Linked DNA regions of Homo sapiens: region 1 is linked to region 2. Evidence: chromatin loops called from intact Hi-C (ENCODE). Cell type or tissue: mammary epithelial cell. All regions are shown on one strand. Each heading gives the region's core, and the rest is flanking DNA. Links, peaks and the distances in the headings are about the cores only. Region 1 has its middle 140 kb from the start of LINC01893. Region 2 holds the start of LOC105372210 (a long non-coding RNA gene).

Region 1 (5,375 bases), core at 86-5,085, 93 kb after region 2:
CGTCATTTGTATCGGGCCAGCCTGAGGAGCCGTTGCTCCTTACGGCAGTCCCAGAGGCACAAAGTCCCTCAACCATGACAATGTGGGCTTGACAATTTGGTCAGCCTTGCTCCGCCACCAGTTTCTCTCTGAACAATCAGCTCTCGGCTTCCCGCCTTTCAAACCAGCCATCGGCTCACACACTCTCCACAAAGCACTCCACCAGTAAAGATGACGGGAGGCAGCCCAGCCCCACGCCCCCCACTGTGAGGAGTCACGGCCTGTACCCCTTCTGTTCCCCACCCTACTGCGTCCCTTGAGGCACCGGGGTGCTGGCCTCTGCCTGGTTCTTTACCACACTGCAGCCTCCCCAGGTCATAGAAAGCCCTGAGGCTCGCACCTGCCCGGTCCAGCTTTGTGAGGCTGGTGCTCAGGAGCCAGCCCCAGGCAAGACAGGAAGGAGGCGTGCCTTGCCTCAGTTTCCCCTGCATCATCCTTGAGGCCCATGTCTGAGTGGCCAGCCCCTCCTCCTGCACCTGCTCCTCCCCAGCCTCCTCCCAGGGTGGGGGACCCTGCTCTAGGCTGAGCTCCATCTCCCTGTCACCCGCAGTATGAGACCCTCACCCCCAACCTGATTGGTGTGGAGACAGGGTCTTTTAGGAGGTCATGAAGGTTACGTGAGGTCACTAGGGTGGACACCTGATAGGACATGATGGGTGGAAAAAGACCCGGCTGTGAAGCTGCCCAGGCCTGGCGTCCTGTGTGGCAGCCTGAGCAGGCAAATACACTCCTGTCCCGCTTAGGAAGAAGGAAACTATTCCCCAAAACGGAACATCTGTGTCCTCTGCCTCACACCTCCAGCCGGCCCAGTGAGAGCCGTCCCCAGATGCCCCAGGTGCCCCCTCAGCTGCTGCCCCCCTCGCGCTCCTGGTCCCTGAGCCCGGCTGTCCTCTTCCTGCCCCCTCAGCCACGTGGGCAGCCTCTCCCTGTGCTGCTCAGGGCTCTTCCCCTCATTCTCTGAGCCCAAGATGAAGGGGGGCTCCCACCGCTCCTCCAGCTCACGCCGAGCCCTGCTCCGCCCTCAAGGCACCCACTCTCCAGCCTGGAGACACCTTCCGAGCACTCAGACTTTCCATCCCCAGCCGCTAGTTGCCTTCATAAATGCAGACCCATGTGGGTAGCTGTGGACGATGCTTCCCTGAACCCCCAAGAACTCCAGGTCCTACCCCCAAATCACGCGTTCCTCTCCCATCCTCCCCACGTTGAGTCAATCACACCACTTCACACACCCCGAGGCCCAGGCACCCAGGCCTGAGGCTGCTCCAGGTCTGAGGCTGCTCAGTCAGGCCCAGGAGGCCAGGGGGCATCCACCCAGAACCCTTCTCTTGTCCAGCCATGCAGGTCCTGTAAGCCCCACAGCTCCCGCCCACCTGCTCCAGCCTCCTCCAGGGCCTGTGAACAACGGCTTTCAGCTTTTGTGTCCACTACCAAAGTACATTCCACACAGGCAGGGAGATCCATTCTGCCAACTGCCAACAGCCAAGAGCCAATTTATGTTTGTCTTTGACAAACACAAATCAGATTATGTCACCCACCGGGCAACACGCCTTAGCAGGGTCTGCGCGGCCGGGAGAATGCAGCCACGCGCCCTGCTCTCTGGCCTGCCCTCCCTCCTGCTCCTGTGCGGAGCTCCGGTGTGGAAGGTCTCCCTTCCTTGGGCGCATGCAGCGGTCTCCCTCCAGTCCTTGTCCTCTCCTGCGCCCTGAGTGCTGTTGACTGCTCGGCCTGCATGCAGAGGCCCTGGGATGAGACCAAGTTCTCCGCCTCCAGACCCCCTGCCAGGCTCTGCCTGTCGCACTTGTCTCTTTCTGAGATGTCTGCATGTATCTGCTTGTCTGATTACTGCTTGCAACCCTAGGAGAACACAAAACCCCATGAGAGATGGGCCCTCGACTTCTGAGCTGCTGAATCTCCAGTGCCTGGAAGTCAGCGCGAATGTGGCAGGGGTTCCGTCAAGATCCGCGGGCAAACAGCGCATACCCTCATCACCGTGGGCCTGTGTCACCCTGCCAAGCACCGTGTGGCCCCGGGGGCCAAGCATGTCATCTTCATCTTGGTAGCCCCTTCCGCATGCAGCGGGTGCTTAATTTATGCTGGCTGAAGACAACGAGGTGAATGAATTTGCATTCGGCGTTGCTTTACATTCATGTGTGACGTCCGCCTGCCATCTAGTGGTGGAAGAGGGCAACTTCAGGAAAACGGGCTTTTGAGAAGAAATTAGAGAAGCCCTTCAAAAACGGATAAAGGAAGATCGGGCGCGGAGAGATGGTCCCTTTGACTGTTGGTTTGCAATCACTTCCATCCCTGCTTACTAGAGAAGCGCTGAGAACTCCCCTGAGAACTGATTCTGGCACATTCTGCGGGAGGCGAAAGTACGAAGGCGAAGGCGGGGAAGCCCCAAGGCTAAATGAGTACCTGTCCTGCTGGCCTGCACGCCAAGGGAGGACAGGCCCTTTTGTTCCCGGGGGCACTGCACGGGGCAAACCCAGGAAAAATGTCAGAACACAGGAAGGCCGTCTTTCCCGCTTCTTAGTAAGCAGAGAGAATGTGGGGAAAGTTAAGCTACATTGAGAAGAGTGAAGAATGCAAAACCGAGGGGGACAAGGTGGTGAGAACGCAATGGAGAGAAAAGGTGCTTAACGCAGAAAACCTGAAAGGCAAATGTAATCTTGACGATGTAACAATAACAGAAACGGCCGGGCGCGGTGGCTCACGCCTGTAATCCCAGCACTTTGGGAGGCCGAGGCGGGTGGCTCACGAGGTCAGGAGATAGAGACCATCCTGGCTAACACGGTGAAACCCCGTCTCTACTAAAAATACCAAAAAAAATAAAAAATAAAATAACAGAAACATAGAGTAAAACTGAAGGGGCTCACTAAGGACCTGTGAACGCACAGCCTCTCCAGACCTCAGCCTGACGGAAAATTTTAGACTGCGTGGTCCCTGAAGAGTGTTTCAACCTTCAAGTTTTCTAACTCTCTGATTTTAAAATTAATGTAAGGCAAATCCCTAACAAAAACCTAACTGTGTATTTGTCACGAGACTTTTCTTTGAATAACTGCCTGTCTCGGCGGGGGCTCTTCTCACACTGAAGGGGGCCACTCCTGGATCCAGGGTCGCAGGTTGAAATCACACCTGAGCCTGCGCCACGGGTGTAGGACGCCCAGCAGCAGCTTCTGGAGAGCAGAGAGCCGGGGGAGTGGCCACTTCAGAGTGGGGCCAGGACAGCTGGGGCCACCGCCTTCCCGGCGCAAGGTGGGCCAGGCCCCACAGGTGGCCCCAGAATTGCAAAGCCAATGGCAGCTTCCTAAGTGGTCACCGAAACGCACTTTCAGTGTGGACCCGCCGGCCTGTGTGTATTCAGCAATCCCAGCCATCCAACCTGACCTCGGGCTGCAAAGACGATCGTGGCCGGAGCCGGCTGGCTCTTTGCGAAAGCGGCGGGACCCGGGGACAGCAGGCTGCCTGCGCCGCTTCCCTCCGGGTGGCAGGCCCACTCTCTGCGGGCACCGCGTCCTGCTCACCCGTGTTGTGGTCGGGCCGCAGAGCAGGCCCCTTGACGGGGGGATCCGGAGCCGCCTGGTGCCGGCACAGCCTCAGGGAGCAGCCCCTAAGCTGCCCCGTGACAGTCAATCGCCCGCTTTCCCCCCGTGGGAAGTCTGTGCCGTGACCAGAGCCTCTCACCCTCCCACGGCCCCACGCGGTGTCCTTTGCTCAGCACCTCCCAGAGCACCGGGCAGAGGCACCCAGAAAACCGTCACCACCTGATCCCGCAGAGAATCGCCCGTCCTCTCCGGAATTCTGTCCAACTAGCACCGCCCCAATAAACAGGAAAAGCCTTTTTCTTTTTCCAAGTCCACCTCCATTTCAGAACGGCCAGGGCAGATCTGAGGCAGCTTAGGACACTCACAAGCCCGAGAAAAGAGCCACCCAGATAAGGTAACATGTGAAATGCTGAGAAATCGGCTGAGTTTCCCTTTACCAGCCCAGTAAAAGCCAGTGACGGAACCCATCCTCGCAGGCACTTCATCCCAGCAGGGCTGGAGGCCTGAAACTACAGGTCTAAACATCGCGGGGTGTTCACTGGTTTCTATTAAGTAATTCCTGTCCTCAGAGAGTATGATCAGCTCTTCTTTAATAGTTGTCAAATAATAATAAAACAGTTCTCATTAAGAGCGTCATCAGCGGCTGGGTGCGGTGGCTCATGCCTGTAATCCCAGCACTTTGGGAGGCCGAGGCGGGTGGATCACGAAGTCAGGAGTTCAAGACCAGCCTCACCAACATGGTGAAACCCTGTCTCTACTGAAAATACAAAAATTAACCAGACGTGGTGGTGCACGCCTGTAATCCCAGCTACTCAGGAGGCTGAGGCAGGAGAATCACTTGAACCCGGGAGAGAGAGGTTGCAGTGAGCTGAGATAGTGTCATTGCACTCCAGCCTGGATGACAGAGTGAGACTCTGTCTCAAAAAAAAAAAAAAAGTCATCAGCTTGCTTTTTCAGTCTACCTGAAACCTATACTTTCGTGGATAGGAGAAGAAATCCAACTGTTTACCTAGTTAAAAAAATTTATTGAACAAGGGAAAATGACTTACATCTTGTGTGTCATAGGTAACAGAAATTTCCAGATTCATAAACGCAATATAGTTTAAGAAAGAAAAAAAAATGCTGGTGTCTAGAGACCATGCTTATTTAAAGACAACTTTATGGGACTTGAAAAAACATTGTCACTCAAATTTCTTGGAAGTAATTCCAACTTACATTTACATATCGCATTAAAGTTGACAAAATGCAGCCCATATATCGTTTGCCACAGTAACACCAATACTGGGAGATGGCCATTCCCACTGCACAGCTGTGGAAACTGAGGCACGCACTCATCACCATGTGTTCATTTACGAAACATACACACGGAGAGCCACGGGCCTGGCTTTGGTACAGCCACAGAAATGCAGTGCGGTGTGTCTGCCTCAAGCACTGCCAAGCTCAGCTCAGTGGGAGGAGGCAGAGAGGGTCTGTTTACTTTCAGATGTTGTGACTGGTGCAATAGCACGCCAGGATGTCCAGAGAGCTGGGGGGAGTACAGGGGAGAGGCGGGAACCCAGCCTCCTCTGGCGTGGGAGAGGCAGGAGGAGGAGTCAGAGTCGGCCAAGGCTCCCGGGCCGCTCCCCTCAACCGGAGCCTCTGAGAAGGCAGGAAAAGCGGCGCGCAGGAGCGCAGCACCGTGAACGCACCTCGTTTGGCATCGAGTGCCAGCGGATGACTTGTGGGCGTCAAATCACGAAATGATTTGCATGGCACAGGGAAGCATTTGGGGTGTTTCTGGAGGTAACAGAA
Region 2 (5,375 bases), core at 60-5,059:
CTCCCTCGTCATGTGCTCTGAGGGCTGTGAATGCTTTAACAACATCCCAGCCCCGAAATGCAGTGGAGCCAGTTTCCAAGGAAGAACAGCAGCAGTCGACCCCTAACAACAGGGCACAGGTAACGGATAAAAGCTCACCCCGATTTCCAAGTCGCCAAAAGAGTGATCACTGCTAGGCTTTTACCTCTGCTCAGGGTTCCATTTCCATGTGTTTAAGAGGTTATCGAGGTTTTTTTAATTCCAATGGGTTGGCAGGGGAAGTTGTCGGGCTTTTCAGTGACGAAAACTCCTCTGCATGTGTGCCCATAAAACATTAAATGAGAAATACAGTTGCTAGAATGCCCAAGTTAGAAACTGAGAGCTAAACATCACAATCCGGATGTTCCCCACGCATTGGGACGAAACCTCTTGGACAAGATGCTGCACTTAGGAGCCTCAGTTCTTCTCCTGCAGATACTCCACCTCAGCCACTTCCGACCCGCCCGACTATCAACATTACAGGGCTAGGTTCCGTTAGTCAATATTTAGTGAGAAAAACTCTAAAAAACGGCGATGAATTGGAGAAAATCTTCACAATCTATACCTCCAACAAAGGACTAATATCCAGAATCTACGAGGAACTCAAAGGAACGGTGAACAGTTTTAATCACCATTATTACGCCCGTACTTAGCCGGAAGTGTGTCTGTCCAATTCCCATCCGGCCGGACTTCAGACTGACTTCCTTTCAGGCGTTCTGGAGAGAATGCGCGTGCCCTTCTCTCCGGATTCTGTGTACCCGGAATCTCATTAGTCTACTGATTGGGAATCGCAAGCATCAGCCAGGCACAATGGCAGCTGAACACTGATTTGGTATCAACGTGTTTGTGCTGAATCCCTCATAAACTGGGAAGATGTTTCTTTCTTAGGATCCCTCGCAGACCACAGCTTCCTCACAGGTACCCGATGGAGAGACAAGAAGTGTACACAGCTGACATCCAGCCTTCTCTCTGGCTGATTCAGGCGCTGAAAGCCACGTGGTCATCACGGTCTTCTGAAGATTATTAATGAGAAAGCCACTTAGAACAAAGCCGTCCACAGTTATAGTTCTTTCATCTTGAAAACTAACAACACAAGGTCACTGCCCTGGAGGACTCCTTGAAAAACTGACACTTGTCCATTATGCAAATTCTTTGTTGATTGTTGTTGGGTCCAGAGTCTAGTTATGTAGGGAACTAGAGAGAAAAAGAGAGAGAGAGAGGAGAGAGAGGGAGATAGAAGAGAGAAGAGATTTGAAACCCATCTCACACCCTAAATGTGGGCAGGCTTGCAGACAGATATCTTGGAACTACGAGGTAAACATGGTCTAAATCCCCTGTTTTGGGAAGATAAGTGCTCAGAGTTCTGTAAGCTAAATGCACACTGCTGAAATGTGATTGAAAACTTTGTGATGTGAAGACTAAAAATCACAAGTAGGAGGCAGGCAGTGTTTAATCTTCTGCTGGATGACAATTCAAGATAGACTGATAGAGATACCTGCTGCCTGATAAACCAGTCAATACTGTAGATGGTAGATATTTGCAGTCAACAGGCCCTGGGAGCAGGGAGGGGGAGCTGGGGACCACAGCATTACTATACTGCAATTCTGCTCCCAGCTCCTTGCTAAGGAAGGCGAGACCTATAATTTGCTGCATTATGTTATCATACTATGGATCGAAAAGCATTCAAATCCTTCCAAGTAGACCATGTTAATCCTGTACATAGGCGTTCTTCGGCCACGTCATTGTCCATTGCAGACGGCACATGTTAATCTATCCTAAAAGTGAAAGTGAAGGGTGGTCTTTGAAAGAACTCTCTCTCATTCTAGAAAAGCCAGGTTTTCAGGCAGAAATTTTTCTGGTTTGTCTGTACTTTAAATTCTTAGCTTTTTTTTTTTTTTTTTTTTTTCAAATACACTGGCAGGAATATACACCAAACACTCACAAAAGAACCAGAGAAATCACTGGTTCTGGCCAAATGAGTAGAACACACACACACACACACACACACACACACACACACACATACACACATACACAGTGACTAAAGCGGGATAGTAATGTGTCTAGAGTAGTTTTCAGAGTATGTGTGTGTATGTGTGTGTGCGTGTGTGTACCTACATGTGCATATCCCTGGTAGTGCATTACTGCTGCACTTATTTGGAGGAAATTTGAGAAAATGTCTTTGAACATGGTTGTCTTACTGGATTTCATTTATTAAATAATTCACCAGGCTTTTCTTCTGGAAAAATGTCCAACTGTAGCAGACAGAAAGGAAGCCAAGAGAGGGTGTTTACAGCAAGGAGGGGCTATGAAATATCTTCACTCCAGGTTCTTTATGAGGTAAAACCGTGTCACACCACACCACTATCCCTGTTGCAAACTGTTCATCTAATTTCCCTCTTTTTTGGGATATTTTGTTTTCCCCTAAATGTCAGAGTTTGCTTGGGGAAAAAATATTTTTGGTTGTTTCTTTGGAAGCTTCTTGCAGTATGCCTCCACCTGCTGGAAGGAATCAGGCATGTTGTTAGGTGCAGCTGCAGCCCTGCACGTTCAGAGCTGCCTATTTCTGTGTAACTGAAGAAAACAGAAATTATAAATCTATAGAAGAGATGTTTACTTATAAATGTTTACTTATAAATATCACATGTAAATTAAATGCTATGCATCAACCTACCGCAAAGTTGTATAGTCAATGTATTTTTAATATAGTTTGAAATGAAAATAACTTCATTTTAAGGGAAACAGAATTTATGATGATGCAAGTAATCCAGGATGTCGATCAAAATATACCCATTTAAAGGTAAGGTGAAATGTAAATTGTGGTATTAAAGTTCCAAATGTTAACAAGTATTTTCATTTCCCCAGCTGCAGTGTATCATTTTTATCAGCAATTGGAAGCATGCTGCATGTTTGACTCTGTGGACTCCTGCTTTACACAACAGAACATTCCGATGGTGTGCATGTGCCATAGTACGTATAGAAATTCTAAGAATTCATATAATTTACCTGCTAAATCAGGGACTATTACAGTCTGCTGTGTAAATTCACATTTTGGCACTCTTTAAAAAGTGGATTATTATTGACCCAATAGACCATAACAGCTCCAAAGAAGCCGTTACTGTACATCGTGTAAAGCCTTCGTGGTGTGTGTTTTATTGAAGCTCTGTAGCTGTCGGGATCTGCTTGTCAATCTAGCTGCCATGCGCGTGCACCAAATGCATTGCTAAAGATGCCTTGTAAATTGAAGCTTTAGTCAAATTACCCTTGTTCTTGTCCAATAAGCCATGGTATAAAATTGGATATTTCCACTGCAGTTTCTTTCTCCACCTCCAGAATTCTATTTCCCTGTATTTATAGAGGTTGAAATTTTGAAATGTGGATAAGGGAGTGGTGATTTGATTTCAAGTTTCAAAAAAAAAAAAAAAAAAAAAGCAGGAAGAAAATTGAAGACAGTTTTTGCTTTGCATGAAAAAACATCTCAAAGAATGCATGAATTTACCAGCTTCCAGGAGGCTGACAACGGTCACAGTGAGATTTCTCTACTTTAGGCTTTTGGGAATCCAAATAAGATTTTTATTTAATTTTCTATGTGCTAATTTTGTGTTTTTCCACCTGTCTGTCCTCTTCTTTCATTTAACAAAAAAATGAACATTGGAACATTTGTCAGGAAAAAAAAAAAACTTTTTAGTTACTTGTACCTTCAGTAAAAATAAAATAATACTTTGAGGTCTCAAGCTGTAGGTGCAGCACTTTCAGTGTTTTCCTGGGCTGGTGAGAGGTTTTGGCAAAGCCGTCCTGACACCCACACAGCATACACAGCGTGTTTGTGATGATGATTAAGCCATTTGTTAGTCTCTTCCTGATATGGCTGAAGCCATGCAAATCAGCATGGATTCCCAATCCTCAGAGACAGGGTATGTTCTAGAAAGCAAGCTATGAACAAAAAGTTCAGGCTGGATTACCTGAAGGAGATCCAGGCTTAATGTCACTAGGTATATGTCCTTACTTTCTGGCCGAGAGCAAACATTTGGTAAGTTTCTGAGCTAGGAAGAAAATGCTTATGGAACCGTGGTTTTAAAAACATACAGTCAGCAGAACATATCCGCTTAGAGACCAATATTTCTTCAAGTTATAGAAGAAAAAAAATAGGAAGGGTAAGATTAAGTGCTGTACAACTTTGTTCTTTCCCGTAAGAAATAGTAAAAGCTCATATTTTTATACTATGTTATTTCAATCTATAATTGTTATAATTGATAGCTTAAAATCCTAAAGTTCAATGGTAATGTGACAAATGGGAGATAGAGCTAGAGCAAACTCAATGAGGTATTTTTTTAGTTCCATATCACGTCAGATAAATGGATAGAGAGTTAAGAACCGCAAATTTCTAAGAAATCACCAGCGTAATTATCTTAGGAAAATATAGTTTATTTTCATTTTGCAAATATCTGCTAACCACTGCATCACCCCTCCTGTGCTCAAGAGAAAGGAGCACAGTGTGTCCCCCTAACACTGTGGAGTAAAGCATGAGAAAATTCTTTACGCAGCCCTGCCGTAACAAATCTCAGCTGGTCCTCTGCTGTCCTCTGGGGAGAATGCATTTGAACTCATCTCAAAAAGCTGGTTTTCTACCCTGGAGGTCTCCGATGGCTACTGCGAGAAGAAAGCCATGTCCCGAAAGCAGTGATACAGATTGGCAGCCACTGCAGAGATGCAGAATGTCGAAGAGTGTGTGTGTTGTAAGAGATTCTTAACCCCTCCCTAGCACCCATAGGGGCAGTCCACAGCCTGCAGCTTGGGCGGGAGGGGGTTAATGCGGGGCAGCTGCCTGGCGGGGACCAGCTGAAATGGATCAGCTAGGAACCAGCCTCCCCTCTGCATTAACCCTCGAAGGGATGCAGAGGCCCAGGACAGAGGCCAGCCTGCTGTGCTGCACCTCGGCCTCATTTATTCATGGGAGACACACGCGCGTGTGTGCATACACACACACACACACAGAGAGAGAGAGAGTTCATTTTACCTCCTGACCCCTTCTGCCTCTTGTCCTGATTTGAATGAGAAGTTATATTTCTAAACACAGTGCTTTCTCACTGGGCTATTTTTGTAATATAGTATGCTGAGTTGCTGCCTTAAAATTATATATATATATATATATATGCACACACACATGCACACACACAACAGGCGTGCAGACCTTACAGGCTGATGATTCTGCCTCTTGCCAAGGGAATTCCTGGACAGACACTGCTCTGAAAGAAAAACCCTCTGGTTTTGGAAGTCTGGCTGGGCAAGGCAGGCGGAGGTCATGGAGGGGCCGGCGTGATGGAATCCTCGGTGCAGCTGACTGCGCAGCCCGACAC

What was found. A loop is a pair of places that touch in the nucleus more often than their neighbours do. Peaks named below come from ENCODE experiments on the same cell type or tissue, not always from the same donor. Only the 100,000 strongest peaks of a DNase experiment are listed, where the experiment ranks them.
Region 1: a loop joins it to region 2, with 4 times the contacts of the local background. A loop is called at or near these places in 10 of 110 quality-filtered maps.

The regions. Positions count from the first base shown.
Region 1 is chr18:76,347,058-76,352,432 of GRCh38, forward strand. No RefSeq gene overlaps it. Among named protein-coding and RNA genes, the nearest start is that of LINC01893, 140 kb to the left of the region's middle. In mammary epithelial cell, for the core only: a CTCF peak has its summit at 2,210 (motif pointing left); a DNase peak (open chromatin) is centred at 2,204; H3K4me3 peaks cover 275 bases; H3K27ac peaks cover 507 bases.
Region 2 is chr18:76,254,576-76,259,950 of GRCh38, forward strand. It overlaps LOC105372210 (a long non-coding RNA gene), which reads right to left and starts at 685. Exons shown (of 4, transcript XR_935654.3): 1 at 1-685. It overlaps LOC105372209 (a long non-coding RNA gene), which reads left to right. Exons shown (of 6, transcript XR_935653.3): 2 at 1-1,332; 3 at 2,249-2,358; 4 at 2,884-2,988; 5 at 4,563-4,754; 6 at 5,242-5,375. In mammary epithelial cell, for the core only: a CTCF peak has its summit at 2,520 (motif pointing left); no DNase peak of the experiment used is centred there.